Linked DNA regions of Homo sapiens: region 1 is linked to region 2. Evidence: chromatin contacts called from ENCODE Hi-C or POLR2A ChIA-PET data. All regions are on one chromosome and are shown on one strand. Each heading gives the region's core, a stretch centred on a gene start or an enhancer-like site at or near the end of the contact. The rest is flanking DNA. Distances are from core to core; before and after follow the strand shown. Region 1 holds the start of CRY2 (cryptochrome circadian regulator 2). Region 2 overlaps TSPAN18 (tetraspanin 18).

Region 1 (3,918 bases), core at 611-3,110, 990 kb after region 2:
GAATACAGATATAGCATTATGGGAATTTAGAGGAGAAAAAGGGAAGAGGACCCATCTCTGAGGTTAAGGGAGAACCACCTCCTTACACTCTGTTTCATTCCTAGCAAAGCACCAACCTTGTGGAGAGAAGAGGGCATAGGAGAGGGGGAACACAAAACCTTAAAATAAAAGTAATGAAAGATTGCATCGATTTATTCAGCAAGAATTTGGAAAGGAAATTCAAAAATAAGGAAAGGGTCAGGTAAGCGGACTAGGATAAACCTTTAAGAGCCTGCCAATATGAGACTCTAGTTCAATTTTTACTCAAATAATCCTTGAGCGTTAGGTGCCAAGCCCTGAGCTAGACTTCAGACATACAACTGTATGTAAATAAGCCACAGCCCCTGCTCTCCAGGAGTTTATACTCTAATGGGGCAGAAAGACTTTTAAGCAAGAAATTTCAGTATTGTGTGCCAAGACAAGTGACCAAAAAGAAGCACAGAATAAGATGGGGCACTATTCAGGTTGGGATCAGACAGCAAGAAGGTGACATCTATACTGAACAATGATACAGAGCAAACTGGAGTTAGAAACAAAGATGGAAGAGGGAGTGTGATCTAGACTGCTGGAACAGCTCGTGAAAAGCCCTGGAAATGACAGAGAATGCCTAGGATTGCAGTGACACTGGTTTAGAGAGTGGTGCCAATTAATGCCACTAAATTGCAGACTAAATTACTAAATGCTTTCATCACTCTGTCCCAGGTCCAGGAAGGGTTCCAAGCATGGGCTCAACCTAGGGTCAAGTTGAAACAGACTGTTTTCCACCTGATAACCCCAAAGCTGCAGCTTGACTAAGCCGTCTTAGCCCAAGAGGGTTCCACCTGGCGTCCCAGAAGAATGGGGACAGTGTCCTCCACATCTCTGAACCCTACCCGGAATCCAGTACAGTGCTTTGCACACACTGGATCTACTAAACAGACTAAAAGAAAATAAATTCATCTGATGGCATAATTACTATCTCAATTCAAGTCCCCCACATTCCCAGTCCTTACTCCCAAATCCTCTACTGCTGCATATTAGGGCACTCCTTCCCCGTCCTTAGACTCTGCCACTTGGAATTACCAAGGATCTTCGCACAAAGAGAAGTATAGCTTCGTGGATAAAAGCAGAAATTTCGAAATCAGAATAATCTGGGTGAAATCCTCTTAGCAGCTTTATGATATTGAATAAGTCACTCAACCTGCGGCACCCTCCGTTTTCTTCATCTGTGAAACGAAAACAACAGCAGCTTTTTCACTGGGGTTCGCTAAATGAATGTAACTGGGCTGAGTTGAGAATAGTAAATGAGACCGTCTACGTAAGGAGATGATCATGTCTCTTGCCATATAAAGTGCACTTAATAAATGGCAGCTGTAGTAGAATGATGTAGATGGTGATGGTGACGATGTTGGTGATAATAGGAAGGTCAGCTGTCAGTCTTGCAAGTCACTGGCTGTAGTCACAGCAACCCCTACCAGCCCAGGCAGCTTCTTCTAGAAGCAGGCCCTGAACAGGACGTGGGTAAGAGATCCGCTGTCCCTTGAGACTTGGCCTACTCCCGGCACTCCGCGGACAGCCCCAGCCTGCGGACAGCCCCAGCCTGCGTCACTTGTCCGCATGCCAGCTCCACCCGGGCGGACCCACACATGGTAGGAACGTGAGGGGGCGGGCCTGTTCCGGCGCCTCTGGGCCAATCGCCAGGTGGAAGGCACTCAGCCAATGGCAGAGGGGCTCTGGGGCCCTGTGGGCGGGGACTAAGGGTGGAGTTGCGGCGTCATAGGTCACTGGGCGGGCTATGGGCGGGGTCCACGTCGCCTACCGGGGCGGAGCGGGGGTGGCTGGAGCAGTCTGGACAGTCATGGCGGCGACTGTGGCGACGGCGGCAGCTGTGGCCCCGGCGCCAGCGCCCGGCACGGACAGCGCCTCTTCGGTGCACTGGTTCCGCAAAGGGCTGCGACTCCACGACAACCCGGCGTTGCTGGCGGCCGTGCGCGGGGCGCGCTGCGTGCGCTGCGTTTACATTCTCGACCCGTGGTTCGCGGCCTCCTCCTCAGTCGGGATCAACCGATGGAGGTGAGGGGACCCGGGGCTGGGTGGCGGGGACGCAGCCAGGACCCTGACCCTGGGGTGACCGGCGAACAGCACGATCCCCCCAACCCCGCCACGGCTGGAAGGCCAGAGGGGAGAAGCCGAGACCGGGGAAGTAATTCGTCATGGTCCTAACGCGCCGGTGGGCCAGGGTTCAGCCTCTGACAAAGCGCGTTCGCACTGTTACCCCTTTGAGCCTCACAACTGCCTGTGGAACGGAGATCATGATCCCCGTTGTACAGATGAGACCCTTGAGCCCTGGAGACCCAAAGTCGACCTGCCCAAGGACTTGTAGCCAGTGAGTGGCAGAACAGGGGCTCCTGGTCTAGGGCTCTTACGGTCTACTCAGGGAGGGGCGGAAGGGAGATAACGTAGTGTGAGGGCGGGACGGGTTTTTGCTCGCATTCTTCAAGAGCCCGTTGCTGGGCTCGGGGAGATCACTCCGAAGCCTCTGGCTCGTTTGAATCCGCCCTACCACCCATCCTGGCTACCCTGCACCCAGACCGTCCTGCCTCTAGGGGTGTCAAGTGACCCTGGCTTAGCATTAAATAAGGTCTTCTCCCCTATATTATAAATAAAGAAGCCAAAGGCGTCTTCAGGTGGAGTCGCTTTATGTTCAAAGCTCCAGAGAATCCAGGGGATTCTCCAAAATGTTTTAAGCCCTGCTCTGGAGCTTTGACCTCGATAGAAAAATTTAAAAGAATCCAAAGTGTCACCCCGTCATCCTCTTGTCATGATTTTAGAGGACAGTAGAGCCATTAGAGATGAGACTTTTATGAACTGTTGTGGTAAGGTTAGGGAGCAGGAAAGCCATGATATCAAGGGCCCCTCTGATGACCCCCCAGGAGATGGAGTCGACATGATCATGGAAAAAGATGAACAGGTCGTTAGTGTATTTTCACTGTAAACAGTATTCAAACTAAAGAGTTTTGAGACATAATGTACCCATCGCTCTTCAGAACACCTAGTGGCAGTCGCTCGGTTTGTTTGCATTGTTCTGGGGAATGTTTGCTTGTGGCCTTGTTGCATCGATGGACAGGGTTATTTCCAGGATACCGTGGCTCTCGGCACACCATTCTTTTCTCTCCAAGGTGTGTGCCCTGCTAAGAGAGTGAGTGCTGCTAGCAGTGGGCCTGTTCAGTGTCCCCTCCTGCCCAGAAGGAACAACTAAGGAGTCCTGTGGAGAGCCTGCCCACAGTTTTCAGGCTGCCTTATTGCTCTGTCTCTGCTCCAGTTTTCTACAGATAGGAGGTTGGGTTTGACAAGCATCATCAAATGACCATCCCTAGTGTGCACATTAAGCCAAGCCTCAGACTTTGCCCTGCACCAGTCGGAGCCAGGCAAATGGAATCCGACTACCTTCTTGTTACATTGTCACAGAGTTTCTTCTTTTATTGGGTTTTGGGGGACATTGCATAGTACTGCCTACTCTTTTTTGATAGGGAAGATTAAAAATCAACAATAAAATTCCTGTTGATTAAACTCCAGTTTGCTAGGAACCAGGTGTTTATGGATTTTTGTGGGTCATCATTTTGTGATCGTGCTATCAATCTAGTGAAGAAGAAAAGGAATGTGGCTCAGATGCCTGAGTCAAATCCTGAAGTCAGAGGCTGTGTAAGAATGCAGATATTAATTGATCACTTAATAAGTGCCTAATATCTGCCAGGTACTGCTCTAGATGTTGCTAGGGATACAGCAGTGAATAAGCAGATGTGTCTGTGCTCCAGAACTCCTGGAGCCTACATTTTACCAACAAACAACCATAATTTAGTGAAACGAAGTGCCATGAGAAACATAAGATAAGGGGACAGA
Region 2 (3,597 bases), core at 810-3,309:
TCAGGTGAGCTGAGCTTCTAACACTACCATCAAAGCAACTGGAACCCCTTGAATTTGATTTCTGGAGACGCGAGCATAATCCTTTTGCAGACATCTCAACGCTGGCTCTCCAGGTAACAGAGGTTAGGCTCATTCAGCAAGGGGATTTCTGCTACTTTTGTTGTTGCTGTTGTTGTTGCTAAGGGTAACCATCAGCAGGGCACCTGTCATTCTCTTTCATGCATCAGTGTCTGTCTCTCCCATCACACCAAAGGTCCGTGGGCAGGATAGTAAGGGGTGCAGATAGTGTGAGTGGATCTGAGCCAAGGTTGCTGGGGTCTCACTAGATTAGCCAAGAAGATAACCCTCGGAGGGGCCAGACAGCTGAGAAGGCTGAGGTGCAGGCTAGCCCACCAGGTTGCTGGCCCATGCCCCTCAAGCTCAACTGGGGAAGGGTGGAACTGTTGCCCAGGTAAGCAAGAACCAGTGGTGGGTCAGAAGTAAAGGTTGGCTGCAGTGGGTGGTGAGAGGGCAAAGGCTGAACTGAGGTCAGATGCTGCATCATTTGGGAGCCAACACTCAAACTGGATTAAGCAAGACAGGCCATTTATTAGCTTTTTAAAATTGGTTTCTAATATATTGGTTTCTAATAATATATATTCCAAATATATATATTCCAAATAATATATTTGGGGCCTATTTATTGGTTTCAAGGCAGGCAGGGCTGAATCCAGGGCTCAAATGATGCTGTTAGGACCGTATCTCACCACATCCGTGTCCTCTGCCTCCCTCCTTGTGAGCTTCAGTCCTCGGTAGCCACTCTCCATGTGGCCGCAGGGCAGGCACCTGCAGATCCAGACTGACGCCTTGCTCATTTCAAATCCAATGGAAGGAGAGCTTCTTTTTCCCAGGCGGTCCAACAAAAATCCCAAAGTCAAGGCTTATTGGATGGTCTTGGGTCACATGACACCTCTGCCCAATCACTGAAACCTGGAGGATAAGATATGCTGATTGGCCAGACTGGGTCAGTTGGTCGGGGGGCAGTCGGTGCGGGGGTTGGTGGGGTGCGGGTGGTGCTGAGGGAGGTGGTCGGGGCTGTGGGGACTGGTCGGTGCTGGGGTGGGGGCGGTCGGTGCTGGGCGGGGGGTCGGTGGTTGGGGGTGGTGTGGTGAGGTCGGTAGGTGTCGTGGGTTGGGGAAGTCAGCCTGAATGCATGAGAGGGGATGGACTTGCAAGGGAAAATCCAAGCATTATTTTTAGAAAAAGGAGAAAGGAATGCTGGGCAGACAAAGCAGCAGATTCTCCCTACTGGTGTCATGTTGGGAGTCGGGGGCGATGAAGCACCCAGGTGGTCGCATGTGTCCCAGTTGGGATTCTTCCTGTGATTTATGGTACCAGGGTTGGCCTCTCTCTAAGTGCCTCATTTTTAGTGAATCTAGTATCTGAAAGCCCAAATTTCACACACACACACACACACACACACACACACACACACACACAGCCCCCATGCCTCTGATGGATCTGAGAGTGGTACTTCACGTTCCAAAAAGATTGTTCCAGAAGGTCTTTCTCATAAAGAGTCCCTGCACTCTCTGATGGCCGCCCCACTATTTCAGCCACCCCAGCGCCTGGCTGCCTTGAGTAGACCTCCACTCGCCGGGAAGGCCTGTTCCTTTTTCCCCCCACCTCCACTCCTTCATGGCTGAGGGGAGTTTCTTGAGCCTCTTTAGGGTTTTTTGCGCTAAATGGGCCCCTTCCCAGAAGACCAACCGCAGCCTTGCTTATCTGAAGCCCCTTAGAGGGACAGGGGAGCAGAGGGGGACGGGCACTGGTTGAGTGGAAGCTCCGTCTCTGGGGGCACGAGGGTACACGTGGCCAGGCCAGCCTGGCAGCCCTGCTGCCCTCCGCCGCGGCAGCTCTGTCCTACATTTAGGGTGCGATGTGTGATTTCATTTGAGCAAATATTCCTCTGCAGAAAAAATACCGAAAACCACAGCTTGTGATGCTGCCTCCCAGGCAGCTGCCCCTTGCTTGGTTTTGGTCAACCACAAACCTCCTGGCCCTCCCCCAGTCTCTCTCGCTCTGTGTCTCGCCTGTGGGCTCCAAAGCTCTGACTCACCATGCAGCCAGCTCAGCGCTCAGCACCACCCTGCCTTATATGGTGAGCTCAGCACCTCTGGGTCAATGAGTGTTAATTCATTTATTCAGCCAATGGCTGTTGAGTGCCTATCATGTGCCAGGAGCTGTTTAAATGCTGGGGATTGAGGGTGAGCAAAGCCCAAAGGTCCCTGTCCTCAGGGTTCCCTGACCTCTCCTCTGGGAGATCTCCTGAGGGCAGGACCCTCCTCTGGGTGTCTTGCCCCCAACCCCTCGCCTGATGTCTCAGACAGTGCTAAACCATAACTGGGCTGGCTTGGTAGATATGTCGGTCAGTTACTTTCCACAGCATTTTGTAAAGCCCCCACCTGTGCCTGATGCAGCAGAAATAGCAGAATGACTTGGTTCTCAGCCTTTAGGACTTAGGGTGTAAGGTGCCACTTGTCATGGCCCTGGGGAGGAGGAAGGGCAGCTGTTAGAGAGATCTGTATGCAGACCTGCTCCTGGAGTGTGCACCTGTTAATAAAACGAATCATACAAGCTCCACTTCCCAGGCATTCGTCATTCATTCAGATGCACTCAACAGGCACCTCAGAGGCCAGATTTTTAAGGGAGACGATCAAAGTCAAGACATCCAAGGTAAAGAATGGGAGGGTCCAGAGCTGAAATATAAAGGAAGGCTTGGGGGTTCAGAGGCCAGAAGGAGATGTTACTGCTGCACAGTGGTGGTGTAAAATCAGGGGATGCAAGGCCTGTGAGCTGTGCCTAGATATAGGCCAGTTTCGGACGTTAGAAAGGACATTCGGGAGGAAGACACAGTGAGAGCAAAGGCCTGGCAGTGGGACCCTGAGGCTTGAAAGACTGTGCCAGGCAGGAAGCCAGATGAACTCGGTTAGCCTTCTTTCCCGCAGGCCTCCAGGCTTGGCCGTGCTGGGCCTGGGGCCATCTTGTCTTCAAGGCTGCTTTCAACTACAGCTTGGGTACGGAGTTTAGTAGCGCCTCCCTTTTCCTTTTGTCCTCTTCTTCCCTGGGAAGGGGAGTTTTGGAGGGCCCTTTCAAAGAGATGGTGCTGCACAAAGACCAAGAGTTCTTAATCCTCTCATTCCTGAGATACTTTACAGAGCTTAGGGCTCATTTTCACTTAGAGCATTGCAAGCAGCTGCCCTAGTGGCATACCCTGGGCTGGAAGTTGGGAGACTTGGGTCCCTGCTGCACTACTGATGTCCTTAGCCTCCTGGCCTATAGTTTGTCAAGCTCCTTCCGCTTGAAACATTGTATTCCATGTCAGACCTGGGTTCGGATCTGAGCTCTGCTAGCAGTACAGCCTCAGTATTCTTATAAGTAAGTTAGAGATAGTAATAGTCACTTCTCGTAAGACTGTGTGAAGATGGAAGGAAATACTTGAATGACAGAAAGTGCTTAACAGAGCACCTGCCAGGGATCAGCATTCAGTGTAGTACTGATGCTATTTGGTGTTGTTATTATTTATATTTCAATCATATTAATATAACTCTGTGGGAG

What was found. A loop is a pair of places that touch in the nucleus more often than their neighbours do. ChIA-PET counts read pairs that join two places held with the same protein, here RNA polymerase II (POLR2A). Pooled maps may share reads with other maps.
Region 1: a pooled map shows a loop between it and region 2 (9-fold over the local background). The contact joins the promoter of CRY2 here to the enhancer-like site in region 2. A Hi-C loop is called at or near these places in 1 of 37 single-sample maps with no recorded cell type and 5 of 50 pooled maps. POLR2A ChIA-PET finds 5 or more read pairs at or near these places in 1 of 52 experiments (A673).

Annotation. Positions count from the first base shown.
Region 1 is chr11:45,845,615-45,849,532 of GRCh38, forward strand. CRY2 (cryptochrome circadian regulator 2) reads left to right here and starts at 1,861. Exons shown (of 12, transcript NM_021117.5): 1 at 1,861-2,091. The coding sequence starts at 1,877. RefSeq lists enhancers at 1,312-1,421, 1,472-1,521, 1,882-2,121, 2,052-2,573 and a silencer at 2,522-2,631.
Region 2 is chr11:44,860,357-44,863,953 of GRCh38, forward strand. It overlaps TSPAN18 (tetraspanin 18), which reads left to right. Exons shown (of 10, transcript NM_130783.5): 3 at 1-113. Among named protein-coding and RNA genes, the nearest start is that of TP53I11, 89 kb to the right of the region's middle. RefSeq lists enhancers at 1,142-1,769, 1,770-2,397, 2,498-2,547. Within about 2 kb of position 2,060, at least 12 of the 41 ENCODE cell types and tissues checked have a DNase peak (open chromatin) inside an H3K27ac peak, as active enhancers do; they include A673, where a contact is called at or near this core.